Regions from separate parts of the Homo sapiens genome. Here region 2 is linked to region 1. A link is an interaction called in ENCODE POLR2A ChIA-PET data of the cell type or tissue named here. Cell type or tissue: B cell. All regions are shown on one strand. Links, peaks and the distances in the headings refer to the core of each region. The heading gives the core; the rest is flanking DNA. Region 1 holds the start of LOC101926984 (leucine-rich repeat-containing protein 37A3). Region 2 holds the start of LOC124903964 (a long non-coding RNA gene).

Region 1 (16,244 bases), core at 3,558-11,557:
TTTTTTGTTTTTGTTTTTGTTTTTGAGACGGAGCTTCGCTCTTGTCACCCAGGCTGGAGTGCAATGGCGTGACCTTGGCTTACTGCAACCTCTGCCTCCTGGGTTCAAGCGATTCTTCTGCCTCAGCCTCCCCAGTAGCTGGGATTATAGGCATGAGCCACCACGCCTAGCTAATTTTTGTATTTTTTAGTAGAGACAGGGTTTCATCATGTTGGCCAGGCTAGTCTCGAACTCCTGACCTCAGGTGATCCACCCGCCTCAGCCTCCCAAAGTGCTGGGATTACAGGCGTGAGCCACCACACCCGGCCCACTCAGTTGTTTTGATTGAAGCAGAGTTCTAGGTCTCCAGGAACAGTTTAAAAGCTATAGGCTGGGTGCGGTGGCTCACGCCTGTAATCCCAACACTTTGGGAGGCCGAGGCAGGTGGATCATGAGGTCAGGAGTTTGAGACCAGCCTGGCAACATGGCGAAACCCCATCTCTACTAAAAATATAAAAATTAGCTGGGCATGGTGGCGCATGCCTGTAATCCCAGCTACTTGGGAGACTGAGGCAGGAGAATGGCTTGAACTCTGGAGGCAGAAGTTGCAGTGAGCCAAGATTGTGCCATTGCACTCCAGCCTGGGCGACAGAGCAAGACTATCTTAAAACAAAAACAAAAACAAAAACTGTAACTAGGCTGGGCGCGGTGGCTCACGCCTATAATCCCCAACACACTGGGAGGCTGAGGTGGGAAGATCTCTTGATCTCAGGAGTTTGAGACCAGCCTGGGCTACAATAGTGAGACCCTGTCTTTACAAAAAAAAAAAAAAAAATTAGCCTGGTGTGGTGGTGTGCACCCTTGTTCCTAGCTACTTGGGCAGCTTAGGTGGGAGGATCACTTGAGGCCAGGAAGTTGAGGCTGCAGGGAGCCCTGTCCATGTCAGTGTGCTCCAGCCTGGGTGACAGAGTGAGACCATGTCTCAACACACACACACACACACACACACACACACACACACACCCTTATAACTGGAAGGCAGAAATGGGAAATATTAGAATAGGCACAAATCTCATACTTATTTATTGTTTACTATGTGCTAAGCACTTAACAAATATCTCATTAAAATCTTATAATAGGCCCCTGAGAGAATTACTGTTATTCCCATTTCGTGTAAGAAACTTCTCTTTTGTGTAGAGAAGTTTAATAAGTTCAAGGATAAGCAACCAGTAAACTATAGAATCAGGATTAAGATCTTAGGCCTTCTGCCTCCAAAACTCATGCCACACTGAATGTGGAAGGCTTTAATGCTCCTTCAATGCGGAATTGTATTTTGTAAGCCAAAGGCAATTTTTGATCAGAAGAGAGGTATAGACTTATAGCAAGAAGAGATACTGAAGGCTGGACATGGTGGCTCACGCCTGTAATCGTAGCACTTTGGGAGGCCAAGGTGGGTGGATCGTTTGAGCTCAGGAGTTTGAGAACAGCCTGGGCAACATGGCAAAACCCTGTCTCTACTAAAAGTACAAAAAAAAAAAAAAAAGTTAGCTGGGCATGGTGGCGTATGCCTATAGTCCCAGCTACCTTGGGGACTGAGGTGGGAGGATCGCTTGTGTTCAGAAAGTCAAGGCTGCAGTGAGTTGAGATAATGCCACTGCACTCCAGCCTGAGTGACAGAGACCCTTTCTTAAAAACAACAACAACAACAACAAAGAGAGATTGAAGATAATTTAATCTAAAACTCATTATACAGTTGAGAAATTTATTTTTAGCATTCTACAATGTTTTAGTGATACTGCTGAAACCCAAACCCAAATTCTTTTATTTGAAATCTAAAGCTCTTTCCATTACCCCAGCCTGGCATTTGTGGTGGAAATAAAATAATAGTCTGGTCAATGTATGTCTGAGGAGGGAGATGGAAAACCATTTAGAAAGTTATCTGGGTATGAGTGTAGATAAAGGCTTGAAAAAGTAATAGCACTGGAAATGGAAAGGGAGGTATAACTATGAAGGTTGATAAAACACGTGAACTATGAAGCACAGTATATAGTCAGTTTATGCACGTGTTTGACTAGCAAGCCCCTGTTCACTAGATTTATTGTTAATCCTTTATAACAGCTATCATTTATTGTTTACTGAGTGCTTGCACATGAATTATCTAATTTAAATCCTCTTTGAGATAGACATTCCCATTTTATAGGTGAGGAAATTGACATTCTGAGCAATAATTTGCCCAAGGTCTTATAGCAAATAAGTGGTAGAATCATGGTACTGAAACCTATGCTTTTAACCAATATGCCTTAACATACCTAAACTGTAGGTGCTAGTTCACTTCTCTATCCTGGGGAGATATGATAGTGGTAAGGAATACCAGTGCTACAGAATTGAAATATACTGGGCCGGAAAAAGTGGAGATAATTCTGAATATGATATATTTTCTTAGGGCACTTGAAGTCGTAATATATATTTTTCATGATGAGTATAAATTCACTAGAAACCTGAGGTTAAAATTGAGTGGTAAGAACTTTTGCCAAATATTTAGGGATGGAAATTGGTGTCCAGGGAAAAAGAAAGTACTGTAACTTATATCTTATACTGTAATTTCCTCCCTGATTTCTTCTTATACTTTATATTTCTCTCCTGTGGCATTTTAAATGTTCTCTCTTGTATAATTTTTGTTGATGTGTGTCTTTTACCCTCAGTAGACTGTAAATTCCTAAAGGATAGTAATTACTGTGCATTTATGTATTCTCTATTGTTGCTTTTCTTGTTTTGTATTCTGCATTTGTTTATTGCATGCTTAGAATATGCCAGATCTGGGTCGGGCGTCGTGGCTCACGACTGTAATCCCAGCACTTTGAGAGGCTGAGGTGGGCGGATTACCAGCCTGGCCAACATGGCGAAATCCTGTCTCTCCTAAAAATACAAAAATTAGCCAGGCATGTTGGTGCATGCCTGTATTCCCAGCTACTTGAAAGCTGAGTCATGAGAATCACTTGAACTCAGGAGGTGGAGGTTGCAGTGAGCCATCTGGGTAACAGTGTGAGACTCTGTCTCCAAAAAAAAAAAAAAAAAAAAAGCCAGATCTGTACTAAGTCTTTAAGAGTGAGTAAAATATAACGTCTGCCCTTCTGCTCTCCAGAGGCTTATTTCTAATAAGGAGACAAATGTAACAAATTTAATACAGTATAATGACTGTTGTAATTATGAAGTTAAAGGTACAGTGGAGGCTTAATAGAGAACTGAGCAATTTAACTTAGAATTTCAATTTGTTGGCCAGGTGCGTTGGCTCATGCCTGTAATCCCAGCACTTTGGGAGGCTGAGGCAGGCGGATTACCTGAGGTCGGGAGTTCGAAACCAGCCTGACCAACATGGAGACACCCCGTCTCTACAGTACAAAATTAGCTGGGCCTGGTGGTGCATGCCTATAATCCCAGCTACTCAGGAGGCTGAGGCAGGAGAATGGGAGGCGGAGGTTGCAGTGAGCCGAGATAGCGCAATTGCACTCCATCCAGGGCAAGAAGAGTGAAACTCCATCTCAAAAAACAAAAAAAAGAATTTCAATTTTTTTTTTAATGATTAACAAGTGAAAAGTCTCAGCTTGTGAGAATAAAGAAGCAAGCAACTATTTTCTGTACATGCAGCTATACTTGCTGATAGATACGTGGAGCACAGGTGTCTGTGAGTTAGTGGAATCACTTTATTCTTCCATGAGAAGCATTGGTATTTTAAAGTGGGATGAAACCTGAAAATAAGAATACAAAGTAAAAAGTGTTTTATAAGAAATCTATTTTATTAAAGAAAATCTTTAGAAAGTTCATTTAAAATTTACCACCAAAATTCAAAGTAATGGTGCTTAAACATCTGGAAAAGAGAACAAAGTGTAATATCTTTTCATGTAGTGTAATATCTTTTCAAATGTAGTTTATTAGTTTAAAATCCAGTTTTTCCTTTCTCACTAAATCTTCTCAAACCAGTAGATAGAACTCCCACTGGATTTTCTTGTAACTCCCATTTGGTTCAGAAGGAGGGAGCAAAGAAGGTAGGAGCTGGGGCCTCGTGGTAGCATACATATTTGAAATTGACTGAGTGTGAGACAATAGCAAGTGGTGTGAGTTGTGCCACGTTTAGAGAGGACTGATTATTGCCACCTAGGATTATAGTCTCAGTGTAACATTTTAAGGTTATTTGAAAATTTCTGAACTTACCTGAACAATGAATGAATAAATGAAAAAAAATGAAAAAATAAACATTTTACACTTAAATATTTCATTTAGATGAACTTTATAGAGGAGCTAGTAGCCAAGCTTCTATTTTTGAGATCTCCATAATGGTAAAGGGGGTCACATTTGTCCCCTATGTAGTCCAAAATCAGTCCCCTGTCCTGGACCTTATCTCTAGAGAACCTCAGTATGTCTGGGGCACAAGAAGCTCTACATTTAGGGCTGGGCTCAGTGGCTCATGCCTATAATCCCAGCACTTTGGGAGGCCAAGGTGGGCAGATCATTTGAGGTCAGGAGTTCGAGACCAGCCTGACCAATACAGTGAAACCCCGTCTGTACTAAAAATACAAAAGTTAGCTGGGTGTGGTGGTGGGCACCTGTAATCCCAGCTACGGTGGAGGCTGAGGCAAGAGAATTGCTTGAATCCAGGAGGTGGAGGTTGCAGTGAGGCAAGATTGCACCACTGCACTGCAGCCTGGGCTAGAAAGTGAGACTCTGTCTTAAGAAGCTCTACATTTAACAAGCCCTCCAGGTAATTTTGATGAGCAGCTGGGCTTAAGAACCTTATCTCAAGAACATTTTTTTCCTATACAGGTTTTGCCCTTTGATGAGCTAAATGTAGAGGCAAAGTGGGTGAAGTGAAAATGACTAGATTGTTGCCACTACTTTTAAGTAAAGTAAGAACAAACTTACGTGATGCTGTATAGGTTACACAGCATTTTCATATTTCATTTAGTTTTATAATCCTTTAAATAATTGTTATTATTAATATCCCTATTTTGTAGTTGAAGAGAGGGAAGTACCAAGGAGTTAAATGACTTGCTCAGTGTCCCCCAGCTTGTTTGTTGTAGAACTGGACCTTCAACCCAGATCTCTTAACTCCCAAACCCTGTTTCATGCTCATAGTGGTAAGAGGCAACCTGGATGCAAAGTTGATGTGTATTACAGGTTGAGGAGGGGTGAATAGTTTCATGAACTTTTAAAAAGCAGTTCCATTTTTAAATTCTTCCTAGAGCTTCTATAAACCCTTTTTAAGACAGCAACAGTGACTCTGGCTTATTTGCTACTAGTTCTCTGCTTTGTTATATTATCACCCAAGCCCACCACGGGTGGGTAAGACTACCCACCCATGCTAGAGAGGGTAGTCTATCCCATGCTAGAGAGGGTAAGACTTCTTTTTTCTTTTTCTTTCTTTTTTTATTTTTGAGACGGAGTCTCACTCTTGTTGCCCAGGCTGGAGTGCAGTAGCATGATCTCGGCTCACTGCAACCTCCGTCTCTTGCGTTCAAGCAATTCTCCTGCCTCAGCCTCCCAAGTAGCTGGGATTACAGGCACACGCCACCACGCCTGGCTAATTTTTATATTTTTAGTGGAGTCAGGGTTTCACCATGTTGGTCAGGCTGGTTATGAACTCCTGACCTCAGGTGATTCACCTGCCTTGGCCTCCCAAAGTGCTGGGATTACAGGCATGAGCCACTGTGCCTGGCAAGACTTCTTTTTTCTAATGGCCACACTCCTAACAAGTCATGCTTGTGCATCACCTGTTTCTTTTTTTTTCTTTTCTTTTTTTGAGAGATGGAGTCTCGCTCTGCCACCCAGGCTGGAGTACAGTGGCATGATCGAGGCTCACTGCAACCTTTGCCTCCCGGGTTCAAGAGATTCTCCTGCCTCATCTTCCCAAGTAGCTGGGACTACAGGCTTGCACCAGCACACCCAGCTAATTTTGTATTTTTAGTCGAGATGGGGTTTCACTGTATGTTGGCTAGGATGGTCTCGAACTCCTGACCTCAAATGATCCACCCACCTCAGCCTCCCAACGTGCTAGGATTACAGCCATGAGCCACCACGCCTGGCCTCGACTGTTTCGTATTGACTTCCAGCATGTTGTGTTGTTGGAATTCCCAGTTGAGTTTGAAACAGATTTTCCACTTGGCATATTAGTAGTTCCTATCATGCCATTCATACTTGCTTTGTTGTTTCACATTTATCTTTTCATAGCATGAAATGTAATGATTGGAATTGCATTATGGGCTACATCTTCTCTAATTGGTTCAAAGCAAATAGAGATTGGATGGGAAAAGTCAGTGGATTATGGGCCTGTACAAAAGTGCTTTGATGAACATCCATGTCATGTACATCTCCTCAATACTAAAAATACTGGGTCATAGAATGGACACATGCTTTATTCTACTAGTTATTTTAAAAATAACTAGTAGAATAGTTATTTCTACTATTTAGTAGAATAGTTATTTCTACTATTTAGTAGAATAGTTATTTCTACTATTTAGTAGAATAGTTATTTCTACTATTTAGTAGAAATAACTTTAAAAGCAGAAAGCATTTAAAGTGTTTTACCCATTTATTTTTATTTTTTATTTATTTATTTATTTTTTTGAGACAGAGTCTCACTCTGTCACTCAGGCTGGAGTGCAGTGGCGCAATCTCGGCTCACTGCAAGCTCCGCCTCCCGGGTTCATGCCATTCTCCTGTCTCAGTCTCCAGAGTAGATGGGACTACAGGCGCCTGCCACCACACCCGGCTAATTTTTTTGTATTTTTAGTAGAGATGGGGTTTCACCGTGTTAGCCAGGGTGGTCTCGATCTCCTGACCTCGTGATCCGCCCACCTCAGCCTCCCAAAGTGCTGGGATTACAGACGTAAGCCACCACGACCGGCCGTTTTACCAATTTATAATCCCACCAGCTGGGTATGAGAGTTTCAGTTTCCCTATGTCCTCAAACTTTAAAATATATGTCAGTTTGACAGGATAAATGTGATCTCATTGCTTCTCATTTGTTTTCCTGGTTGAGTGTCATTTTGTGTATTGATTGACCATTTGGGTTTTCTTTTCTGTCATTTGCCCTTTCTCCATTAAAAACAAAACAAAACAAAACAAAACAAAAAACCAAAAAAAAAAAACTTCCTGTTTGACTATTCCTATTGACTTGCAACAATTCTTTATATATTTTCTGCACATCAGTCCTTTGTTATCTGCTGCAGAGATCCTCCAGTCTGTGCTATTCATTTATTTGTTTATTTTGTGGCTTTGGTGTACAGAAGTTTTTTTTTTTTTAAATGTAGTCAGATGTATCAGTCTTTTCCTTTGTGGTTTGTGGGTTTTGTGGGGGCGGGTAGTTTTTGGGTTTTGTCTTTTTTTTTTTTTTTTTTGAGACAAATTCTTGCTCTGTTGCCCAGGCTGGAGTGCAGTGGCACCATCTTGGCTCACTGCAACCTCTGCCACCCGGGTTCAAGTGATTCTCCTGCCTCAGCCTCCCAAGTAGCTGGGATTATAGGCATGCACCACCATGCCTGGCTAATTTTTGTATTTTGAGTAGAGACAGAATTTTACCGTGTTAGTCATGGTGGCCTCAAACTCCTGACCTTAGGTGATCCGCCCGCCTCGGCCTCCCAAAGTGCTGGGATTACAGGCGTGAGCCACTGCGCCTGGTCTGGGTTTTATCCTTCTTTAGCCTGAGGTCATTTTTGCATGCCTGTATTTTCTTCAGAAAGTTTGAAATCTTTGCTTTTTCCACTTAAGTTTTAAGGGAGCTAGAGTTTGTTTTGTGTGTTACCTGAGGTGTCTTTTTGCCGTATGGATAACAACCAGAGCTGTTGGCATTTATTGTAGTCCTTTTTTTTTTTTTTTTGAGATGGAGTCTCACTCTGTTGCTTAGGCTGGAGTGCAGTGGCACAATCTCAGCTCACTGCCACCTCTGCCTCCCGGGTTCAAGCAATTCTCCTGCCTCAACCTTCTGAGTAGCTGAGACTACAGGCATGCACCACCATGCCCTGCTAATTTTTGTATTTTTCAGTAGAGACAGGGTTTCACCATATTGGACAGGCTTGTCTCAAACTCCTGACCTCATGATCCATTTACCTTGGCCTCCCAAAGTGCTGGGATTACAGGTGTGAGCCACCGTGCCTAGCCTATATTGTTGTTTCTAAACAAACAAACAAACAAACCTCATTACTATAGGGAATTAATCTGCAGTCTTCTTACTAGGTATTTATAATCCATGTGTGAGAACAATCTCAAAGGAAAAGAGAACTGTATCAGAAAATTTAGCGTAAGGTATTTATTTGGACAGCCTTTAAATGTTTATTTTCTAAAGGTAGAACATTTATTTCTACAGATTTACCTTCAGCTTTAACAAAAAATTGGCCGTCAAAACCTGAGTCCTGTCCTCTTGCTCTCCTCCCCGGACAGCATGAACTTCACCACTTGCTCCACCCTCTCCACCAACTACCAGTCCCTGGGCACTGTCCAGGCACCCAGCTATGTGCCCAGCTGGTCAGCAGTGTGGCCAGTGTCTATGCAGGCATCAGGGGCTCTGGTTCCCGGATCTCCATGTCCTGCTTCACCAGCTTCCAGGGCAGCATGGGGTCCAGGGGCCTGCCCGCAGTGATGGCCGGGGGTCTGGCAGGAATGGGAGTCATCCAGAATGAGAAGGAAACCATGCAAAGCCTCAACGACCACCTGGCCTCCTACCTGGACAGAGTTAGGAGCCTGGATACCAAGAACTGGAAGCTGGAGAGCCAGGAGCACCTGGAGAAGAAGGGACCCCAGGTCAGAGACTGGAGCCATGACTTCAAGACCATCGAGAACCTGAGGGCTCAGATCTTTGCAAATACTGTGGACAGTGCCCACATTGTTCTGCAGATCGACAATGCCTGTCTTGCTGGTGATGACTTTAGGGTCAAGTATGAGACAGAGCTGGCCATGTGCCAGTCTGTGGAGAGTGACATCCATGGGCTCCACAAGGTCATTGATGACACCAATGTCACTTGGCTGCAGCTGGAAGCAGAGATCAAGGCTCTCAAGGAGAAGCTGCTCTTCATGAAGAAGAACCATGAAGAGGAAGTAAAGGGCCTATAAGCCCAGATTGCCAGCTCTGGGTTGACTGTGGAGGTAGATGCCCCCAAATCTCATGACCTTGCCAAAATCTTGGCAGACATTGGGCCCAATATGACGAGCTGGCTCCGAAGAACTTAGAGGAGCTGGGCAAGTACTGGTCTCCGCAGATTGAGGAGAGCACCGCAGTTGTCACCACGCAGTCTGCCGAGGTTGGAGCTGCTGAGATGACGCTCACGGAGCTGAGACATACAGTCCAGTCCTTGGAGATCGACCTGGACTCCATGAGCAATCTGAAGGCCAGCTTGGAGAACAGCCTGAGGGAGGTGGAGGCCTGTTACACCCTGCGGACGGAGCAGCTCAACAGGATCCTGCTGCACTTGGAGTCAGAGCTGGCACAGACCCGGGCAGAGGGACAGCACTAGGCCCAGGAGTATGAGGCCCTGCTGAACATCAAGGTCAAGCTGGAGGCTGAGATCGCCACCTACCACCGCCTGCTGGAAGACAGTGAGGACTTCAATCTTTCAATCTTGGTGATGCCCTGGACAGCAGCAACTCCATGCAAACCATCCAAAAGACTACCACCTGCCGGATATTGGATGGCAAAGTGGTGTCTGAGACCAGTGATGCCAAAGTTCTGATACCTTAAGCCAGCAGAAGCAGGGGACCCTTTGGGGAGCAGGAGGCCAATAAAAAGTTCAGAGGTTAAAAAAAAAGAAAAAAAAAGAAAAAATATTGGCATTGTTATGGCATTAACAGCTATATATATGTACTTTTTTCAAAACAACATTTATAGCATAACTTGAATTTTCTATTTATTAGTATATACATTTTTCTTCTTTTGAAATGTGTATTTTCTAGTTTATTGGATATTGAAAACAATCTTTGATTTATCATTGTAATTTAAGTTCACTGTCTCTTTTCCAGCAATTATTCTTTTTTCTCTTTTGTGCAGTAGTAGAAAACAAAATCCAAGCAAGCATAGACCGGCAAGATATTCAGCTGTCTGGAAGTCTGGAGATTTTGTCCAGCAAGAAGCCCCCTAACAAAAGGCAGAATGCCAAACTGAGTGCTGACCTCTGACATGGCTCTGATACCCCAGGCCCATTAAGAGAGCCTTTTCTCCCAGCGGGGAGGTGATAGAATATTCTGAATTTTCTGTTGAAAAACTAAGACTATATGCAAAGAAAAATTCCCCCCAACGGGTGCAATTCTATCTGGATGATGCCGTCTCAAAATAAATAGCCTGTGAGGTTTGTGGCTTAGAAGACTTGTGACCCCATACCTCTTTGTGTCGTTTTGAAATTTTGCCTCCAGTTCTGTTTCTCTGACAAGACCCATGGCCACCTGCAGCCTAATGCTGCCATGAAGCTTTGTTCTGCTCTTTGGTTGCTGCTGGGTTCTTCTTGGATTGAAAAGAAAAATCACTTCAATCAGTCCATCTATAATGAAATACTGATCTAATGTTTGATACTCCACCATGAAATTAAAATGAAACCGCCCTTGCCACCTCCACCCCCAGCGCCTGTTTCCGAAAGTTTTATGAAGCTTCGTGGATGCTTTACCTCAAAGATGCCCTTGGGCTTCCTCCAGGAGAATGAAGAGGTCAGTGAACCTGCTTCCTGTCCCCTGTTCCCTGTCATGCATTCAGAATCAGAGAGCAGCAGATTCTGAAGTCAAGCTGCCAGAATCTCATGCGCTACCATCTCACCTTAACCACAGGCTACTTCTTTACTTTCAACATCACTGATCAAAATCAGATTTCATGGTGGGTGGGGGATAGTGGGGGGGTGGTGTAGGGAGAAGTAAGGAAATGCTGTCTTTTGTCAGTACAAAATCTGGCCCCCTCAGACTCTGCTGCCCTGAGTTAAATTTAATCTCTCTTTCCATCAATTCCAGTCAGGTTGAGCAGTTAAAGTATGATGTCTATCAACTGCAGACTGCTCTCAGAAACTTCCAGCACCAGTGCTATGCAAGGGAGCAGCAGGAGAGACAGCGAGAAGAGCTTCTGTCTCGAACCTTCACTGCTAACATAAGCCAGGCTTGCGGTGGGGGTCGGCCTGCACTTGACAGATTGTGGGGGCTGGAGTTCAGATCTCTGAGCGTCATCTTTTTTAGGGGGTATCTGAAAAAGATTGATGAGGAGGAAACCAACCCTAAATGACAGGGACTTTGTGCATTGCCACAGAGACTAGACCTAGACAGAAGAATCTCTTTTTCTAACACAAAAACCTGAAGAAGAAGCAGTTAAATTGAAGGGGAATAGGCAGAAGTGAAAATAACCTGGTTGGACTGGTCTGAGACAGAAAGGTGGAAATTCACATGGTGGAAACGTTTTTCTGATCAGATAGAGACAGATGGTTAGAATTTAGGCCATTTGTAGAGAAGGCAGCATTTCAAAGCTGCCTGCGCAGTTGCCATTGTGCCGAGTTTGTGTGTGGTTCCGGTGTCAGGTGCATTAAAATGTTTTTGTCCCTAGTCTGAGCAGCGATTTGAAGGAATTTGTTAATAGATATTTAGGGTTAGATGGACTGCTTGCCTGAGTGTGTCCGAAAGTGTGTTGGTTTCCACATTTGATTTCTCAGAACCCATTGTCCCCGTCTTTTAGTCTTAACCAGACCATTTCCTGAACGTGGCTGTAGAACATATTGGCCTTTTCTGTGTCATGCATAATATATTCCACCAAGTGTAGTGTGCTTTGGCTTTTTGTGTGTTTTTTTTTAGAGGTTTATTTTCCAGAGATGTTAACTTTCTAAGCCTGTTGTTAGAATTCACATCATTTCCCACTTTGCAGATGTTTAATCCTCAGTGCTTCATCCTTGCTTTGCAATACATTTCCCCAAGTGTTTCAAAATGTGCCTATGTAGTTTTTGCTTCTCCAGAGTAAAAAATCAAGTCACAGTGGTTTTTTGTTTGTTTGTTTTTGTTTTTTGAGACAGAGTCTCGCTCTGTCACCCAGGCTGGAGTGCAATGGTGCGATCTCAGCTCACTGCAACCTCTGCCTCCTTGGTTCAAGTGATTCTCCTGCCTCAGCCTCCCTAGTAGCTGGGATTACAGGTGCCTGCCACCAGGCCCGGATAATTTTTGTATTTTTAGTAGAGACAGCATTTCCCCATGTTGGCAAGGCTGGTCTCAAGCTTCTGACCTCAGGTGATCTGCTCGCCTCGCCCTCCCAAAGTACTGGGATTACAGGCATGAGCCACCACGCCTGGCCAAGTCACAGTGTTTAACAATTCAAAAATTTAATGAACTATAAGACACACTAAAAGATGATGTTTGGATTTTAGATTGTTACAATTATGATTCAAGTCTTTTTTCTGTGAAGGATGATCACTCAGGATTATTTTGTTTCTTGCCAGCCTGGTGTGATGCTGGGCATACAGTGGGTTCTTAATAAACACTGACTTGCAAGATGAAATTTCTTCCTGGTCATTCTACCATCTGGAGCTATAATACATTTTTCTGAGAGATAATGGACCATCAGCCATACCTTTTGAGATGGCAGGGTAAGAAAGATTTGTATATAAATGGAGTTCTGTAAGTGCTTGGCAAATTCCTGAGAGAAGTCTCTGAGTCTTTCAAACACTAGCATCTTTTGATGCACTGAGCATTAGCTGCATGTTTGTTGGTGTGCTCTCAGGGTTCAAACCAACACAAGAGCCTTACAGTGCCCAAGGTGGTTGGGGTACAGCTTGGTTTTATATATTTCAGGGAGGCATGAGGCATCAATCGAATACATGAAGAAATACAATGGTTTGGTTCAGAAAGGCGGGACAACTCAAAGTGGGGGCTTCCAGGCTATAGTTAAATTTAAATATTTTCTGGTTGACAATTGGTTGAGTTTATCCGAAGACCTGGGATCAATGGAAAGGAATGTTCAGGTTAAGATAAAGGATTGTGGAGACCATGTTTTGTTGTGCAGACGAATCTCTCAGCAGAGTTCAGGGGGAAAGTAGGTTATAAAATGTTTCTTATTGGACCTAAAAGGGTGCCTGGCTTATAGTTTATTCTCTCCTGGATCTGGAAAAAAAGGAAGGAAAACAAAGAGGAAAGGGGATTGATTCTCTATAGAATGTGGATTTTTCCCACTTGAGATTTGGCAGGGCAATTTCAAGGTATGGCAAGGAAATATATTGTGGGTTAAATATTTTTTCCTTGTGCCAGAATTACATTGAAAAGTAAGTCATGATATATAGGGTCAAATAAAACCCATCTCGTGAGAATTTATGGTTTGTAGGGCATGACTCCCTAGACCCCTTAGGTAGGAATTTGGGCAAAATAAAAAATCAGAGCTTAGTCATCAACTGTATCCGGGCAGCCTGCCTTCAGAAGTCCAGATGAACTCAGATGAGCAAGCTGGACTTTCTCAATTCCTTCTAGAGCCTGAAACTCAAAACCCAGAGACCCTTGAAGAGATCCAGTCCTCTTAGCACCAGCAAGAAGCCCCAGCACAGCTTCCACAGCTCCCTGAGGAGGTAGAACCTTCTTTAACCCAGCAGGAGTCCCCAGCTCTGCCTTCACAGTCCCTTGAGGGGGTCGCTCTTCTTCAACAGAGCAGGAGTCCCCAGCACAGCAGCTACCTCCCTCTGAAGAAATTGTAGCTCAGCCATCAATACATCATGAGGTAAATGTCCCATTTAAAAGTTGGAGTGAAGCTCAGCACTCACACTTGCCCAATGTCAAGCCAGGAACAGGCTGCCTCTCTGCCTCCAGAGCACCCCAAGGAGGTCAACTCTTCCTCAGCCCAATTAAAGGCCCCAGCTCAGACAACAGAGTTCCCTGAGGAGATGAAACCTTCTGCAACTCAGCAAGGGACTCCAGCTGAGCCTCCAGGTCCTCCTGTGGAGGTTGAACCTTCCCCCAGTGAGCAGGAGCAGCCAGTTCAGCCTTGTGAGTTTCCTAGGGGAGTTGAACCTTCTCAGACCCAGCAGGAGGCCCCAGCTCAGCTCCAGAGTCTATGGAGGGTGCAGTTCAAACTCCACTGAATCATGAGGTGACAGTCCAACTTCCAGGCGAGGATCAAGCTCATTATAACTTGCCCAATGTTACAGTTAAACCTGCGGATGTGGATATTGCCATAACTTCAGAGTCTGCCAAGAAGACTGAATCTTCTCCAGCCCAGCAGGAGGCCCCAACCCAGTCTCCAGAGGAGGTGGAAACTTCTGCAACCCAAGAGGAGGCCACAACTGATCCTCCAGGTCCTCCTGTGGAGGCTGACCCTTCCCGCAGTGAGCAGGAACAGCCAGCTTAGCCCTCTGAGTCTTCTGGGGAGGTTGAATCTTCTCCAGCCAAGAAGGAGACCCCAGCTCAGCCTCCAGAACATTATGAAGTTACAGTTTCACCTCCAGGTCACCATCAAGCTCAGCATTCCGGTTTGCCCAATGTCACTGTTAAGCCTCCAGATATGCAGCTCACCATAGCAACAGAGCCTACTGCAGAGGTGGGAACTTCTCCAGTCTACCAAGAGGGTACAGCTCAGCTCTCAGGGCCAGTTAATGATGTAGAACCTTCTGCCACCCAGCATGGGGGCCCACCTCTGCCTCCAGAGTCATTGGAAGAGGCTGGGCCTTTACCAGTTCAACAGGAGACTTCAGTTCAGTCTCCAGAACCTATTAAGGATCAGAACCCCTCTGCAGCCCAGCAGGAGGCTGAGCATCCACAGACCCCTGAGGAGGTTGAGTCTTCTCTAACCCAGCAGGAGGCCCCAGCTCAGACTCCAGAGCTCCTTAATGAAGTTGTAGCTCAATCTCCAGAGCATCATGAGGTAACAGTTTCTCCTCTAAGTCATGATCAAGTTCAGCCTCCAACATTGTACAATGTCACTGTTAAACCTGTGGATCACATGGTTACCATGACTCCAGATTTCACTAATCAGGTTGAAATTTTAACCCAACAGGGGGACCCAGGTCAGCCCTTAGTGTCCCCTGAGCAGTTTCAACATTTGAAACACCAGCAAGAGATTATAGTTCAGCAGCTAAATATCCCGAAAATGATGAACTTCCTCCAGTCCATCAAGAGCCCACAACTCAGCTTCCAGTCGAGCTCTCTTCAGACTTTGAAAGTTCATTGAATGATGGGATGATATTTTCACCTCTAGATCTGTCTTCAATATTCAGAAGTAATTCAACTTTGCCTAATACCACAGTTAAAAATGTGGATATGGAGCTTCCCATACCTTCAGCAGTCACTATGGAGGTTGAACCTTCTCCAGTCCAGCAAGACAACCCTCCTATTCCCACTGAGCAGGCTGACTTTTCTCTAGCCCAGCCTGATCTGCCTTCCCCACCTCTGCATTCTCCTGAAAAGATTGAACCTCCAGTCCAGTAAGAGGCCACAGCTCAGACTCCAGATACCCCTAAGAAGGTAGAACCTTCTCCAGTCCAGCAAGAGTTCAAGCTGAGTCACCAGAGGCCCCTAAGGAGGTTGAACCATGTGCAACCCAGCAGGAAGCCTCAGGTCATCCTCCAAAGTCCACTGAAGAGGTCACTCCTCCACCGCAGCAGGAGATATCAGCTCAGCCATCAGAGCCACCTAAGAAGGTCGAACCATCTCCAGTCCTACAGCAGCCCCCAACTCAGCTTTTAGAGCCAACTAAAGAGGTAGAATCCTCTCCAGTCTAGCAGGCAGGCCCTGCTCAGTCTTCAGAGCCCCCTATGGTGACAGAACCCTCTCTGACCCAGCAGATAGCCCCATCTTTGCCTCCAGAGTTCCCTCAGGAGGTTGGACCATAACTAACTCAGCAGGAGGTTCCAGCTCAGATTCCAGAGCCCTCTATGGAGGCAGAACCTTCTCCAACCCAGCAGGAGGCCACAGTTCAGGTTCCAGAGCCCCCTAAGGACATAGAACTTTCAAGCCAGCAGATGGTCCCACTTCAGCTTCCATAGCCACTTAAGGAGGTTGCAGCTCAACATCCAGCTCACTATGAGGTGACAGTTCCAACACAAGGGCAGGATCAAGCTCAGCACTCAATATTAGCCAGTTTCACAGTTCAACCTTTGGATCTGGGGCTTACCATCACTCCAGAATCCATGACAGACGTTGAACTTTCTCCAACCATGCAGGAGACCCCAACTCAGCCTCCTAAGAAAGTTGTACCCCAACTTCCAGCATATCAAGAGGTAACAGCCGCAACACCAGGTCAGGATCAAGCTCAGCATTCAATGTCACCCAGCATTACAGTTCAACCTATG
Region 2 (16,244 bases), core at 4,251-12,250, 140 kb before region 1:
ACACAGCCAGAATTTGTTGCTATTCCCCTTGCAAGTAGAGAACATTAAATGTTACAAATGGGCTAAATCTAAGATGGTGACATGACATCTAAGGAATAAATGCATAGGCCAGAAAATGGGTCCAAAACCACCTGCACTTGGGCCACGTTGTGAAGTGAATGCAGGAGCAGAGCGAGGAGAGAGCTGGAGGGTCCCGGGAATGATACTGCATGCAGGAGCCACCAAGGCAGTGAGAGTGCCCTCTTCTCCCCAGTTAAGCCTTCATTAATTGGGACACAGAACCTGAACGAGTCAGGTGAAGCTCATGCTACGTCTGCAAGAAAGCCCATGTTGGAGAGAAATCTGGGAATTCCATCAAAGGAAGGGTGGTTGAGGGAGCAGAGTTGTTCAGCCTGGAGCAGAGAAGCCATGCGGTCTTTTTTTCTTTTTCTTTTTCTTTTTTTTAAGACAGCTTTTCGCTTTATCACCCAGGCTCAAGTGCAGTGGCGAGATCTCAGCTCACTACGGCCTCTACTTTCTGGGCTCAAGCCATCCTCCTGCCTCAGCATCCTGAGTAGCTGGGATTACAGGTGTGCACTACCATGCCTGGATAACTTTTGTATTTGTAATAGAGATGGGGTTTCACCATGTTGGCCAGGCTTGTCTTGAACTCCTGACCTCAAGTGGTCCTCCTGCCTCAGCCTCCCAAAGTGCTGGGATTACAGGCATGAGCCACTGTGCCCAGCCTGATGCTGCCTAAAATATCACTTTTTCAGTTATCCAGCTATTAATCATAGCATGACAGGCACTGCTAGATGAGGCAAGACATATTCTCCTCGGAGAAGTAACAGTCTAGTACTCCGATGGGGGAAGTACAGGGCTCTGTGTCACTGCCTGTTCTGGACGGGGAATGGGCTTCTGGGAGCAGGAGGTATCCAAAGGCGAGTCTAGAAGGTTGAGCAGGAAAGAGTTTTTCCAGCAAACAGGCAGGTGGCGTGGGCATGGGGCCTTCTAGGCGGGGGCAGTAGCAGGCCCTTGGACTAGATGGGCAGTGGGCATAGTGTCTGGCATGGAGTGGGGGCAAAGTGTGAGGGAGCTGGCACCAGACCGGAAAGGGCCTCAGATATCATGCCAAGGGAACGATCGAAGGTTTTTAAGTAGCGGAGTAAGAAAACGAGATGCATTTTAATAGATTACCATGGAGAAAGATTTGGAAGCAGAGCAAGTCTGGAATATATGAGACAAGACCAGGCACAGTGGCTCATGTCTGTAATCTCAGCATTTTGGGAGGCCCGTGTGGGTGGATCACTTGAGGTCAGGAGTTTGAGACCAGCCTGGCCAACATGGTGAAACCCCATCTCTACCAAAAATACAAAAAATTAGCTGGGCGTGGTGGCACATGCCTGTAATCCCAGCTACTCAGGAGGCTGAGGCATGAGAATCACTTAAACCTGGGAGGCAAAGGTTGCAGGGAGCCAAGATCATGCCATTGCATATCACGTCAGTGCACGCCTGGGCACATCAAGATCCTGCCAGTGCACGCCTGGGCAACAGAGCAAGACTCTGTTAAAAAAATAAAATAGAGTAGAATATATGAGACAAGTTAGGGGTTAGTTGGAATAGTCCAAGGAGGGTCTGGGATGGTGAAGTGACAGTGGGGACAGGGATGAGGACAATGAAAAAGCTACTGAGGTGGTGGAATAAGGGTGAGGGGAGGCAGAGAAGAGGTCACAGAAGGCCTCATTCACCAGGATAAGATGTTTTGGTGGAGTTTGGAGGGTGGAGGGAGTGACTAGTCTTGTAAAAAAGCCATTCTGTCTATGGCAGCAGAACCTTGGACACCCAGGTCTAGGCTCCCAAATGCTACTTTGTCAGGACAGCTAGACTGTGTTTGGTTTTCAGAGGCTGAGACACAGTAATCAAACTCATAAGGGACTGCCTGACAGGTCCAAACACCAACGTGTTAACTCTCAGTGGGAATCAAACTTTAAAAAGCCTGAATAGATCTTCCCAGGGACCTGCATGCATGTGCCAGTCCATCAAGCGCCCTGGAGGCCAGAAGGTCATCAGAGGTCACCAAAGGAGAAGAAAGATGAAGATGTGCAGGTGGGTGGCCGGGGAATCTGTAAGGATATTTATGAAAACTTTGAGCAACTTGCTCACAAGGGACTGTCTTGTCTGCTGTTGAATCCGAGGTGCCTGTAGAAGTGAAAGCTTGTGCCTGCCTGACTGCATGCAAATCACCCAGAATGGTAAATTCCATTCCAGGTAATTTACCCTGGAATGGATGAACTACCAAGTTCTTTCTTTCCCTTTGATCTCCATTTCCCAGATGCCTCCTATTTCGGGCCACTCTGGTGGATACATTTTTCTACTATGGGCAGTGCTTTTATTTTTATATACTGTGGAAGTCAAGGATATAAAAGTTGAGCAATAGATTTACATATCATATGATGGAATCCACTCTTAGAGCTCAAAAAATGCTATAAAATCCCTATTTATAATATAAATTTCATGAGTAATTTTTACACTGAGTATTATTCAGTGTGCACATGATTTTTTAGTAAATCTTCAGATTATTTCTATAACAAGCCAATGTTATTTTAAAAAGCAAACAGGGGCCAGGTGCAGTAGCTTATGCCTGTAATCCCAGCACTTTGGGAGGCCGAGGCAGGCGGGTCACTTGAGTGAGGCCAGGAGTCCGAGACCAGCCAGGCCAACACAGCAAAACCCTGTCTCTACTGAAAATACAAAAAAATCAGCTGGGCATGGTGGCACACACCTATAATCCCAGCTACTCAGGAGGTTGAGGCAGGAGAATTGCTTGAATCCAGGAGGCAGAGGTTGTAGGAACCAAGATCCGCCACTGCACTCCAGCCTGGGCAACAGAGTGAGATTCCGTCTAGGAAAAAAAATTAAATTAAATTAAAAAAAATACAAAAATTAGCTGGGCATAGTGGCACACACCTATAATCCCAGCTACTCGGGAGGCTGTGGCAAGAGAATCACTTGAACCCGGGAGGCAGAGGTTGCAGTGAGCTGAGATCATGCCACTTCACTCCAGCCTGGGCAATGGAGCAAAACTCCATCTCAAAAAGAAAAAAAAAAAAAGAGAGAGAGCGAGATTGAAGAGCCTTAAAGTGCTCTTAGAATGCAACACGTGGGCTTGTTTGAAGTCTAATTCAAACACACCAGTCATAAAAAGATGTTTTGTTGAAACAGTTATTGAGTACCCAGTATCAGATCGTGTCAAAGAATTGTTAAATTTTAAGGTGTGGTAACAGCACTGTGTTTATGGAAGAAAATGTCTATATATTAATATTTTAGAGATGCATGCTAAAGTATGTAGCAGTGAAATGACACTACACCATGACATTTGGCATGTCTTAAAATACTTGAGCAAAGGGAAAAATAGATTAATCTGTAGCAATATTTTGATAATAACTGTTGAACATAAGTGATGATATATGACGGCTCATTGCATGACTCTATTTTGCGTATGCTAGAATTTTTTTTTTCTTTTTTTGAGGCAGAGTCTAGATCTGTTGCTCAGGCTGGAGTGCAGTGGCACAATCACGGCTCACTGCAACCTAGAACTCTTGGGTTCAAACAATGCTCCCACATCAGCCTCCCAAGTAGCTGGGACTACAGGTGTGCGCCACTACACCCAGATAATTTTTTTGTATTTTTTTGTAGAGACAAGGTTTCACCATGTTGCCCAGGCTGGTCTCGAACTCCAGGGCTCAAGAGATCTGCCCACCTCAGCCTCCCAAAGTGCTGGGATTACAGATTTGAACCATTGAGCCTGGCCTAAAATTTTTAATAATCATAAAAGTTAGGCCAGGCTTGGTGGTTCACATCTGTAATCCCAGCACTTTGGGAGGCTGAGGCGGGTGAATCACTTGAGGTCAGGAGTTTGAGATCGGCCTGGCCAACATGGTGAAACCCCGTCTCTACTAAAAATATTAAAAGAAATTAGCCAGGCGTGGTGGCATGCACCTGTAGTCCCAGCTACTGGGGAGGCTAAGGCAGGAGAACTGCTTGAACTCAGGAGGCGGAGGTTGCAGTGAGCCGAGATCGTGCCACTGCACTTCAGCCTAGGCAACAGAGTGAGACTCTCTCAAAACAAAACAAAACAAAACAAAACAAATAAATAAAAGTTAAAGATGGAGTAAACAGTAGCAACAATAAAAGTTTAAGTTTCTAGGGCAGTTTCTTATCACTCAATTCTCATTTTCTCATCTTAGGAGACAGAAGAAATTTATTTTCAGGTTGGGAACAAGGACTTGCTGATGTTGATTTAAAAACATTTTTTTAGAGACAGGGTCTCACTCTGTCACCCAGGCTACAGTGCAGTGGCATGATCATTGCAGCCTTGGACTCTTGGGCTCAAGGGATCCTCCCACCTCGGCCTCCCAAAACCCTGGGATTACAGGTGTGAGCCACTGCGCTCAGACCCTGATGCTGATTTTTCAGCAGGAATTTTGTAGACAATTGATGAGTAGGAGATTGTGATGTGGGTGTTGATGAGTTTTAGTGACTTGAAAATTTTCAAGAGGAAAGTGAACGCAGCTTTCTTTGCTTGAGAAAGGATTCGGTAATGGGCTGGCTGTCCAACAGCTCTCCGCGCCTGGGAGGCAGCAGAGGGCAGGAGCGAGAAGTCTGGCTTTCCATGCAGACTGACTGGGGTTCCAGTCCTGTCTTTGACTCTTAATTAGCCACAGTACCCTTGATAAGTCCCTCAATCTCTGTAAGCCTCTGTATCCCCTCTATAAATAGGGAATGTAAGGTTTTATAAGGATAAGTTGAGATATTTCAATGTTTACTCCATAAATACTCATTAACCATTAGCTACTGCTATTATTCTTGCTGCATTTGGGTCACTTATATTTCTTTGTTGTTAATTCTTTTTTGTAATATGACTTGCAGTTTCCTAAAATATGTATACAGGGAAAAGTGAGAGGATATTCCACTATCCAGAAGCTGGATAACTGCTCACATCCGTTTTTACGGTTCTCTTTATTTCATAGGGATCAGCCCGCTCTCGCCACATAACCTGTAGGATCCCCAGGGCAGATTGTGAGTGATCCTTGCACTCACAACTAACATTCTTACACATCTGGAGAGTGATTCAAGTCTATAATAGCAAACAGGTAAAGTATATATTTGAATGGAGATTCAGATACACACATTCAAAAAGAAAAACGAGGACAGAGTATTTGTTCACTGTTGTTCATTTTTAGAGCGTCTGACATAGTGAACTTTTTTTTTAATTTAAAAGTAAACTTTAATGTCGAAAATGCAAACTTGGGGAGGGCAGAAAGACCACACACAAGGCTGCCACTTCACACTTGGAGGGTTGCACGCAGAGGCGCTCCTCACTTCCCAGATGGTGGGGTGGCCAGGCAGAGGCACTCCTCACTTCCCAAGCTGTTGGGCCGCCGGGGAGAGGCGCTCCTCACTTCCCAGACTATGTGGTGGCTGGCCGGGCAGAGGCGCTCCTCGCTTTTTTTTTTTTTTTTTTGGAAACAGGGTCTCTCTGTCACTCGGGCTGGAGCGCAGTGGTGTGATCATGGCTCACTGTGGCCTCGACTTCACTTCCCCAGGCTCAAGTGGTCCTCTCATCTCAGCCTCCTGAGTAGCTGGGACTACAGGCACAAACCACTATGCTCGGCTAACTTTTTCTTAAGTTAAAGATGAGGTCTTGCTGTGTTGCCCGGGCTGGTCTTGAACTCTTGGCCTCAAGTGATCCTTCCACCTTGGCCTCCCAATTAGCTGGGACTACAGGTGTGAGCCACTGCACCTGGCCATAATGTGCTTTTATGAGAGGTCCATCTTCCTCTCTCTGAGGATGCACAATCCACACGTTTATACTTCATTAGGCCATAAAGACACTGTAAGAGGCCAGGCGCAGTGACTCATGCCTGTAATTCCAGCACTTTGGGAGGCCGAGGCAGGCGGATCACTTGAGGTCAGGAGTTCGAGACTAGCCTGGCCAACATGGTGAAACCCTGTCTCTCCTAAAAATACAAAAATTAGCTGGGTGTGGTGGCAGGCGCCTGTAATCCCAGCTACTTGGGAGGCTGAGGCAGGAGAATTGTTTGAACCTGGAAGGCGGAGGTTGCAGTGAGCCAAGGTGGCACCACTGTACTCAAGCCTGGGTGACAGAGCAAGGCTCCGTCTCAAAAAAAAAAAAGAAAGAAAGAAAAAAAAGAAAAGAAAAAAGGAAAAAAAAAGCACTGTAAGAGACTCTGGGACTGGGAGCAGTGGCTCACGCTTGTAATCCCAGCACTTAGGGAGGCTGAGGCGGGCAGATCACAAGGTCAGGAGTTTGAGACCAGCCTAACCAATATGGTGAAACCCCGTCTCTACTAAAAGTACAAAAATTAGCCGGGCGTGGTGACGGGCACCTGTAATCCCAGCTACTTGGGAGGCTGAGGCAGGAGAATCACTTGAACCTGGGAGGTGGAGGTTGCAGTGAGCAGAGATCGAGCCACCGTACTCCAGCCTGGGCGACAGAGCCAGACTCCGTCTCCAAAAAAAAGAGACTCTGGGCCAGGCGCTGTGGCTCACGCCTGTAATCCCAGCACTTCGGGAGGCCAAGGGGGGGTGGATCACGAGGTCAGGAGATCGAGACCATCCTGGCTAACATGGTGAAACCCCATCTCTACTAAAAATACAAAAAAATTAGCTGGGCGTGATGGTGGGTGCCTGTAGTCCCAGCTACTGGGGAGGCTGAGGCAGGAGAATGGCATGAACCTGGGAGGCGGAGCTTGCAGTGAGCTGAGATTGCACCACTGTACTCCAGCCTGGGAAAAAAACAAAAAACAAAAAAATACTCTGGAGGGAGAGGGACAAGGTACAAGGCTTGGAAAGGAAGACCAGACACTGGCAGCAGCAAACTACCACTGCAAACAAGGTCGAGAATTAGGGCTCCTAGAAGAATCCTATGTTGGTGTTCATCTGTGTTCTAGTTCACACCAGTAGTCCTGAGGTGGACTTTCAAAAAATCCTTAATTCACCATGTTAGAGATTTCACATTCCCATTTCTTCGTATTTAATTAATTAGTTTTAATTTATTTTTATTATTTATTTTTATTTTTGAGATGGAATCTCACTCTGTTGCCCAGGCTGGAGTGCAGTGGTGTGATCTTGGCTCACTGCAACCTCCACCTCGTGGGCTCAAGCAATTCTCTTGCCTTGGCCTCCCGAGTAGCTGGGACTACAGGCATAAACCACCATGCCCAGCTAATTTTGTAATTTTTGTAGAGACAGAGTTTCACCATGTTGCCCAGGCTGCTCTCGAACTCCTGGGCTCAAGCTATCCTCCCATCCCGGCCTCCCAAAGAGTTAAGATTATAGGCATGAGTCACTGTGCCTGGCCAACAGGTTTATTTATAATTATTATAAAGTTGTACTGCTAAAACTTGTTCACTGAAACATTCTGACTTGCATTGATGCTTTACCTCCCTGCATTTATACTAAAAACTCATACACAGATGAAAATGGGAAAACGGCCAATTGATTTCTCTCCCTTATTTTTCTACTCTCAATCATATACTTAAGACCCTATGGGAAAAAAAACCTGACATTCAGAATTACCAGTAATAGGAAGAAGAGAAAAATATTTTGGGAATGAAGTGTTTCCCATCATAGTTAATTCTTAAGCACGTTCTCTACGTAGGCAGTGTGTTAGCTGGATGTCTTTTGGCATAGTTGTTACACGTTTGGCATGGGTTGCACACAACTCGGTGTCTTCAAAAGGCCAAACAGACAGGCCTCACTTCCCTCCTGCAAAACACCAATAGCTGCGCTCTGGAAGCACAGATCTGTTTTTTGTTTGTTTGTTTGTTGTGACGTGCTTTCACCATGTTGGCCAGGCTGGTCTCAAACTCCTGGCCTCAAGTGATCCACCCAAACTGCTGGGATTACAGGCACCAGCCACCTGTAATGGTGCATGTGCCTCTGGGCACGTGAGCCCACCGTGCCCGGCCAACACAGATCTGTTTTAAAGTTCTGAGCAACTTTTCACACCAGACATTGGAAGGGAAGTTTGCAATCAGAGGTTTGGTGGACTTCTGAGCATGTCTACGTTCCCGGAGTGCCACAGTGGCAAGCCTGTAAGGATAGGGTTTCTTCATCTCTGCAGTAGAGGGCGCACTCTTGCAAGCGGCTTTTGTAGTCAGTAGCTCCCTGGGTGCTTTACCACAGGTCAATTTCAGGCAATTGGCTTTGTATCAGCCATGGTATAGAGACCTCCTTACTCACTCGCTTCTCCTTGTATAGAGTCCTCCTTTATCCTTCTCCTTGGGCTGTAGCTCGGCGAGCTAGAGGAAGCTCAGGGTTAGAGAGCAACAGTGGCATGGCTGCAGCTGCAAACATAATTGACTTCCTATCCTTACCTGAAAGATATCAGCACTAGAGTCGGCCCCAGTGTTCTCCGTTTTTCCACTCACTCTCATGAAATAAGGGCAAATGTCAGCCAAATGTCAAAATAACTGCGTAAAAAAAGCTAAAGTGAGCCGGGTGTGGTGGCTCATGCCTGTAATCCCAGCACTTTGGGAGGCTGAGGCGGGCGGATCACAAGGTCAGGAGTTTGAGACCAGCCTGGCCAACATGGTGAAACCCTGTCTCTACTAAAAATACAAAAAATTAGCTGGGCGTGGTGGTAAGCGCCTGTAATCCCGGCTACTCGGGAGGCTGAGGCAGGAGAATCGCTTGAACCCAGGAGGTGGAGGTTGCAGTGAGCTGAGATCATGCTATTGCACTCCAGCCTGGGTGACAGAGCAAGACTCCGTCTCGGGGAAAAAAAAAAAAGACAAAAAGAAAAGCTAAAACGGAGAAGGCACCACAGGACAGCCTCAAGTGAGGCAGGGCTGTGAGGCTGTGCCAGTTTAGCCTACCACAGGGGGCTTAGGAGCATCGGAGTTAAACATGAAAAAATCAATTCTGGGCCCATGGAGGGTAGCTGGCTACCTGGACAGGTTAACACCTGGGGAGTGCGTCTGCTGCTGTCATCCACCTAACCAGCTAGGCCTGGGCGGGGTTGCACCTTTTGCCTTCTCACTACCCCTGACTGGGTTTCAGCCTCAGATATGCTTCCCTGAGATTGCACTGGCCATAAAGATTAGGCCTGCCTGTCCCTAGTGCACCCCAGTTCCACCTTTGAGAGAAGAGCTACTCTCATCCCAGAATGTGTTGCATCTTGCTTGTTGGAGTCTCTAAGGATTACCTTATCAAGAGGCACCTTTGCTTCATTCCTCAGTATTAAATGTACAATTGATCCTGACTTAACCCATTGTGATCTGACTTCTATTTTTTTCCTTTTTTTAAAAAAAGATCTCACCTGCTGAAACTTCTGGGGTGACCACTGTTGAGTTTCAATTGCCAACGTTTCCCTAGACCTCTTTCTGTAGTACCTGGCATGTCACCACTCTCATCTGCAATTCTCTCCTTTTGGTTTAATGCTCCCTTCTGCTGCTTCTCTTCTTCCTCTCTGCCTGCTCCATCTTCCTCCCTTCATCCCGAAACGGTTGTGCTCCTTACTGACCCCTGCCTAGGCTCTCTGTCCCTTGTCATATCCTCTCAGGGTGGTCTGCTACTCCCAGGCTCTATCACACATATGCCGATGGCTCCTAGCGCTGCCCATCCTTGTTAGCTCTGGGTAGAGCTGCCCTTTGGAGCCCCCTCCACCAGGACATCACACAGGCACCTCAATCTCAGTAAGATCCAAATTGAACTCCTGAAGGTGAGGCGCGGTGGCTCACACCTGTAATCCTGGCACTTTGGGAGGCCAAGGCGGGTGGATCACTTGAGGTCAGGAGTTCGAGACCAGCCTGGCCAACATGGTGAAACCCTGCCTTTACTAAAAATACAAAAATTAGCTGGGTGTGGTGGTGTGCGCCCATAGTCCCAGCTACTTGGGAGGCTGAGGCAGGAAAATCGCTTGAATCTGGGAGGCAGACGTTGCAGTGAGCTGAGATCACACCACTGCACTCCAGCCTGGGCGAAAGAGAGAGACTCCATCTCAAAACAAAAACAAAAACAAAACCAAAACAAAAACAAAAAACACCCAACAAACTGAATTCCTTAGAGGCATCACCTGGCCCCTGCCGACTTCTTGACTTCTTCAGCCTCACACTGTCTCCGCATGGCTATAAAGTATAGCAGTACCAGATTGTAGTGGGCTGGCCACTAAGGTGTTCCTTATCGCTAATTAAATCGGCCTAAAATGGGAGAAAACAGAATGCTTTTCAGATGCTTGGAATAGTAGCTTGGTGTTGTGTCACAGTGATTCCATCGCTTTATGTTCAGAAAGCCTTGGTCCACGCCCTTTAAGAAACCTGGGATCCTCTTCCCAGGCAGCAGCACAGCACAGGAAAGGGGCTGCAAGCTCGAAAACCTATAGGACCAGGCATCCTCTATGAGTGGAGGTGGGTAGTGGGGGAGTGGTGAAGTGGAGAACATATCCCACAGCTAAAGGGAGGGGACAGTCCCTTCCCAACTTCAGCAAGGTATTGCCTGATGTGAATGTTGCCATCATTTCTGAATTTTCAAGGGAATGCAAAAACCTGGATTTTTCATATGAATCTTCCAATTGTTAGATGTTGGCAACTAATTCAAAATTTAAAATACACGATGTGAGCCGATTATTTTTTTGAAAACAAGTGTGAATCAAACAAAACACATCTGTGGGCCATATCCAACCCCTGGGTCACATGTCTGTGAACTATTGAGAGTACAAAGTGTGGAGGCTTTGGAGTCAGACAGACATGGGCTGAATATCAGCTCTGTTACCCTTTAGCTGTGTGTCTTTGGGCAAGCCACATAACCTAATTCCTCATCTATAAAGCAGGGATCACAATACTTACCTCACTGAATTATAATGAGGATAAGAGATCATATATGTAAAGTGGCTGGCACACAGCAGTTCTCTAACTAAAAACTAACTATTACTGATCAGCACTATTGACAGACCTACAAAAAGAATGTATGTACATGGTCAGCATAGGAAAGTATGGTACAGGAACACCACCAAGGAAGTGCCACAACACTTCAGTCCCTAGAGGGCAGTTCTCAGCGGTGGCTTTCCTTGTGCCTGCTCTCCCTACTGCAAATCATCCTCCGTCCCTTGGCTCTGATTTGCGGCTCACCTAGCACCTTCCCGATCCCTGCTTCCATCTTCTATTTCCCTGGCACTGGGAATAGGCAGCCCTAGATAAGTGATGTGGCCATTACAGCCTACGAATAGAAACCCCGTGTTAGAAAAGAGCCTTCTGATTTGCACCCCCGTCTTGCTTGAGTTTAGTTCTCTGGTGCACTAAAAAAAAGTCAGGTGCTCCAGGGCTTCACAGCTGGGCTTCTGAGCCTGGGACTGGAGGGAGGGCCTGACCAGAAGATATCCTTCCTGAGACCAAATGGAATCCCTAGACATTACCCTCTATGTCACCCCCAAACTGTGTCAGCCAGGAGGCGCTCCTGCAGGGTCTCCCAGAGATCAAGAGACCTGGGCCATTTTTCTTATTTGAGAATCCAGAGAAACTAAAAATAAAGACTTGCCAAGACAGGCTTTCATAGCATATTTTAAATATTTATGTTTAATAAATTAACACGTTGTAACACACAATATAATGCTACTTAGCTGTATTAGTCACAGCATAATTACAGAATTAATATATACATATATATTTATACATACACACATATATTTTCTTGCCCCATGGGTCCCCATGAGTAAATATATTCATAGAGAACTATAGAAATTGGGACACCAGTTAAAACTGTGTGACTTTTTTTTTTTGAGACAGAGTCTCTCTCTGTTGCCCAGATTGGAGTGCAGTGGCATGATCTCGGCTCACTGCAATGTCTGCCTCCTGGGTTCAAGCAATTCTCCTGCCTCAGCCTCCCAAATAGCTGGGTCTACAGGCACGTGCCACCAAGCCTGGTTAATTTTTGTATTTTTAGTACAGACAATGTTTCACCATATTGGCCAGGCTGGTCTCAAACTCCTGGCCTCAAGTGATCTGCCTGCCTCCGCCTCCCAAATTGCTGGAATTACAGGTGTGAACCACCACCTCCGGCCAAAACTGTGTAAAGTATGCTCTTCTTTCTTTGAAAGCATTGGTGGGGAGTTAATACAGGCAGGACTTAAGGGGTTATAATCCTTGACATAAGGGAAGAAGGCAGAAATGAAATAATATAATTCACCCAAAAGATAAGAGAGGAGAAGTAAAGAAACAAAACAGGTAGGAAAAGAAGAAAAGATTTGGCAAGGCTGGGTGTTGTGGCTCATGCCTATAATCCTAGCACTTTGAGAGGCTGAGGTGGGATGATTCCTTGAGGCCAGGAGGTCAAGACCACCCTGGGAAACATAGTGAGACACTATCTCAAAAAAAAGATTTTTAAATTAAAGGAAAGATTTAGCAAGATGGTAGACTTAACCACAACTACATCAGTAATTACATTAAATGTAACTGGACTAAACACTCCAACTAAAAGACCAATTTAGGGAGTGAGTCTCTGGGACTGAATGTCTAAAATTGAAACGCTTTGTGAACATGAGGCCTTGGCTCATTTTCCTTCAGGGTGTCCTATGATGACTTCAGTACCCCCAACAAAATAGGTGTCCTTGCTGTCTCTCAGAACTTGCCTTTCCCACTGTACAGAAAGCCCTTTATCATGTCTTCTCTCTGTTGTCCTGGAGACTCCTTTTTACCATCTCATGCTTCAAAATTCAGCTCCTCTGTGAATCCTTTGACTTTCTCTTGATGACACACACACACCTTCTCTCTGAAATTATTCATCCTACGGCATGCTTTTGTTATTGTTATTTGAGATTTGTTGTGCTGCTTCCCACTAGCCTGAGGACTCATAGAAGGAAGGAATTATGTAAATTCTTGTCTGTAACCTCAGCACCTAGCAGTGGGCCTGGCAGGCGGTAGATGCTAAATGAATAGATGGATAGATGCAAAGGCTCTAGCAAAAGGAAAGTGTTTAAAATGAAACCAAGGGCAGGAGGCCAAAGACAGAAAGTGTTTTGTGAAATCTCCCCCATGCGGTAATGACATCTTTATGCACTTAATGCACCTCTAGCCCTGTACTTCTCTGAATTCTGGGTAGCATCCCTCTGTAAGGCCCAACTTTTCCTCTCACTTGGGACAGCCTCACTTCTTTCTGGTGAAATCCCTCCTACCTTCAAGCCCAGTTCAACAGCAATCATCATCTCTGGCACCTGGACACAGCCACATAAAGTTCACAGCCATACATATTTTCTCATTTGACCCAAACATCCACCCCATAGGTAGATATTATTACTTCATTTTTCACAGACAAGGAAATAGAGGCCCAGAAATTATTTCATTGATGAGAAAATTGAAGCCAGAAAGGGACTTGGTCAAAGTCTCACAGCGATGGGGGCATAGTTGCAGCTTCTACTCAGTGCTGGGAACACCCTTAGTTGTGACAAGGATGCTGCTTTGACTTTTAGGGTTGCTATGTGAGAAGCAACATCTCAAAAAGGAAAATAGCTTTTCTCTCATGCTGTCTCCTTCCTTCCTCTCAGTGTCTAAAATCATGAAGAGCTCTTTGGAAGCTGTAAGTGGCCTCTTGCAAAAAGGAGGCATAGGTTTTGGGTGGAGGCTGTGATAAGACTGCTGTTTGGATGAAGAATCCCTGTTGCAATCTTCTCTGTCACAGTGGTTGTATAGACAGCCTCTCGTAGGCATTATCCAACTGGAAGCAAAGAGAAACCCTTATGACTTCCAGGCACTTCCCCAAAGCCTCTCAAAATTTACTGAGTACATATCCTGGGGTTGGACAACACAGTTTTTAGTGCCAGTACTTACCATTCCCAAGCCCATGGCAGACATCAAGAATGAATCGCAGGACTCCTTCCCACAAAGCTGGAAAAATAGCCCATCTCAATGTAGCAATCCAGACAGATTCAATCAATTGACTGGAGTTGATGCATGTCATCAAAGTTATTTAACATTTTATCTTATTGCATGTCAAGCCCAGGGATAGGGAATACAGAGGTGAAAAAAATTTTCTCTGCCCTCAAATCTGGAGGCAGGACATAGGTAGGGGTTAAGAGGAGACAAACCTGGGAACACATATTTATAACCAGGTTAAGTTTAAAACCAGGGTTAAATGTATGAACCCAGTATTGTGGAAGTACATATTAGCCAATGACTAATTCCGCCTAGAAGTGAGACACAGAGGTGGGTTTTGAAGGATGAAAAGGAGCTGAATAGGCCAAGCAAAGTAGGAAGGGTATTACTGGCAAAGAGACTAACATATACTAAGGCTTAGAATAACAGAAAGCACTAGAACAGGTAGGTGTAAGGAAAAGAAAACCTGTACCCAGAGTGAGAAAAACCATTTCCCTTCATCCCTCTATGCTGTAGTTACATCATCTGTAAAAATAATAATACCTGGCCGGGCGCGGTAGCTCACACCTGTAATCCCAGCACTTTGGGAGGCCGAGGTGGGCGGATCACTTGAGGTCAGCAGTTTGACACCAGCGTGACCAACATGGTGAAACCCTGTCTCTACTAAAAATACAAAATTAGCCAGGTGTCCCGGCACATGCCTGTAATCCCAGCTACTTGGGAAGCCAAGGCAGGAGAATCGCTTGAACCTGGGAGGCAGAGATTGCAGTGAGCCGAGATCACGCCATTGCACTCCAGACTGGGCAACAAGAGTGAAACTCCATCTCAAAGAAAAAAAAATTGTAATACCTATCTCATAAGGCTGTAGTCAGGATTCAGTAAGATAATGTATGTAATGCCCTCAGTATGGTGCTGCCTGCTTCAATAAAAGTCAGCTCCTAGTGATGTCTCCAGAACATCAAGGAGCATGAAGCTGATATTTGGCAATTGAGCCAGAATACATTTGAAGGAGAGGAGTATCATCAGATTTTTAAAATGTTTATGTTTTCCATGATTAAAACATATGTTTATATCTGTTTATATCAGAAGGGTTGAAAACATTTTAAATAGAAGAAAAGAGAATCTTACCTAACCCTACTACCACGCAGAGAGGACTTCTGTTAATATATTGGTGCCATGGTTTCCAGTCTTTACTCAGTGCAATTCTTTTCTATGCCTATGACCATACCACATAAACAAGCTCTCTGTTTTTTCTACATACAAATTATTATGTAAGCAGTTTTCCATATTATTATAATCTCTTTGAACATATCATTTTAATGACTCATATTCATGGAGTGGATAGACTATAATTTACTCAGCCATTTCGCTACTGTTGGACACATAGGTTGTTTATCTTTTTTTTTTTTTTTTTACTCTTGTCAATATAATGTTATGGGAGAATATCTTAGCACATAAGGCTTTTTTCTGTACTTGAGACTATTTCCTTTAGATAGAGACCTACATGTAGAATTAGAGGCTTCAAGGGTCTTGATTAAAGGCTACCAAATTTTTTCCTGAAAGGGTGTATTTACACTCCTTCAGCAGTATTTGTTTCACTGTAGCCTTACCAGCTTTGAGCATTCTCATTTTAAACAAAATCATTGCTAATGTGTTGGCTGCAAAGAACAAGATCAAAGGCACAGTGTTTTTCTCACTATTCAGAAGCTGGAGAAGAGCTCATTTGTGTGTCTCACATGCATGTTCTGTGTTACAACCTCTCAGTGCTTGGTTTTTATCTGTTTACTGAGGGAGGGATCTTCAGGTTATTATCACATATAGTTAAAATAGTAACCCTTTGTCATATTTTATTTTATTTTATTTTATTTTTTTGAGATGGAGTTTCGCTCTTGTTGCCCAAGCTGGAGTGCAATGGCATGATCTCGGCTCACCGTAACCTCCACCTCCCGGGTTCAAGCAATTCTCCTGCCTTAGCCTCCCGAGTAGCTGGGATTACAGGCATGTACCACCACGCCCGGCTAATTTTGTATTTTTAGTAGAGATGGGGTTTCTCCATGTTGAGGCTGGTCTTGAACTCCTGACCTCAGGTGATCCACCCGCCTCGGCCTCCCAAAGTACTGGGATTACAGGCATGAGTCACTGCGCCCGGCCATATTTTAAAAGAAAGATTTTTCTTTCTTTTAATGACAAACAAATGACTTTGTTTGTCATTTGCCTTTGAATTAAGGCTTTATGTTCTGATGGAAATAAGTCTACAGATCTTTTCCTTTGCAATAGCTTCTCCTTTCCTGTAGAAATTTGACAGGCAGGACTTTTTAGCTCTCTCTGGGTAAGTCACCTTTCCCTCTGGACCTCAGTTTCCCTGTCTTTTAAATG

What was found. Peaks named below come from ENCODE experiments on the same cell type or tissue, not always from the same donor. Only the 100,000 strongest peaks of a DNase experiment are listed, where the experiment ranks them.
Region 2: POLR2A ChIA-PET joins it to region 1 with 5 read pairs; 3 of 35 experiments call an interaction of 5 or more read pairs at or near these places.

Annotation. Positions count from the first base shown.
Region 1 is chr17:28,269,503-28,285,746 of GRCh38, reverse strand. LOC101926984 (leucine-rich repeat-containing protein 37A3) reads left to right here and starts at 13,279. Exons shown (of 1, transcript XR_001752821.1): 1 at 13,279-16,244. It also overlaps the pseudogene KRT18P55. RefSeq lists an enhancer at 2,461-3,660. In B cell, for the core only: no CTCF peak of the experiment used is centred there; DNase peaks (open chromatin) are centred at 7,306 and 7,574; H3K4me3 peaks cover 333 bases; H3K27me3 peaks cover 4,411 bases.
Region 2 is chr17:28,408,891-28,425,134 of GRCh38, reverse strand. It overlaps LOC124903964 (a long non-coding RNA gene), which reads right to left and starts at 14,433. Exons shown (of 2, transcript XR_007065688.1): 1 at 13,824-14,433; 2 at 11,554-13,710. It also overlaps the pseudogene H3P41. RefSeq lists an enhancer at 15,928-16,244. In B cell, for the core only: CTCF peaks have their summits at 7,926 and 8,125 (motif pointing right); a DNase peak (open chromatin) is centred at 8,134; H3K27me3 peaks cover 287 bases.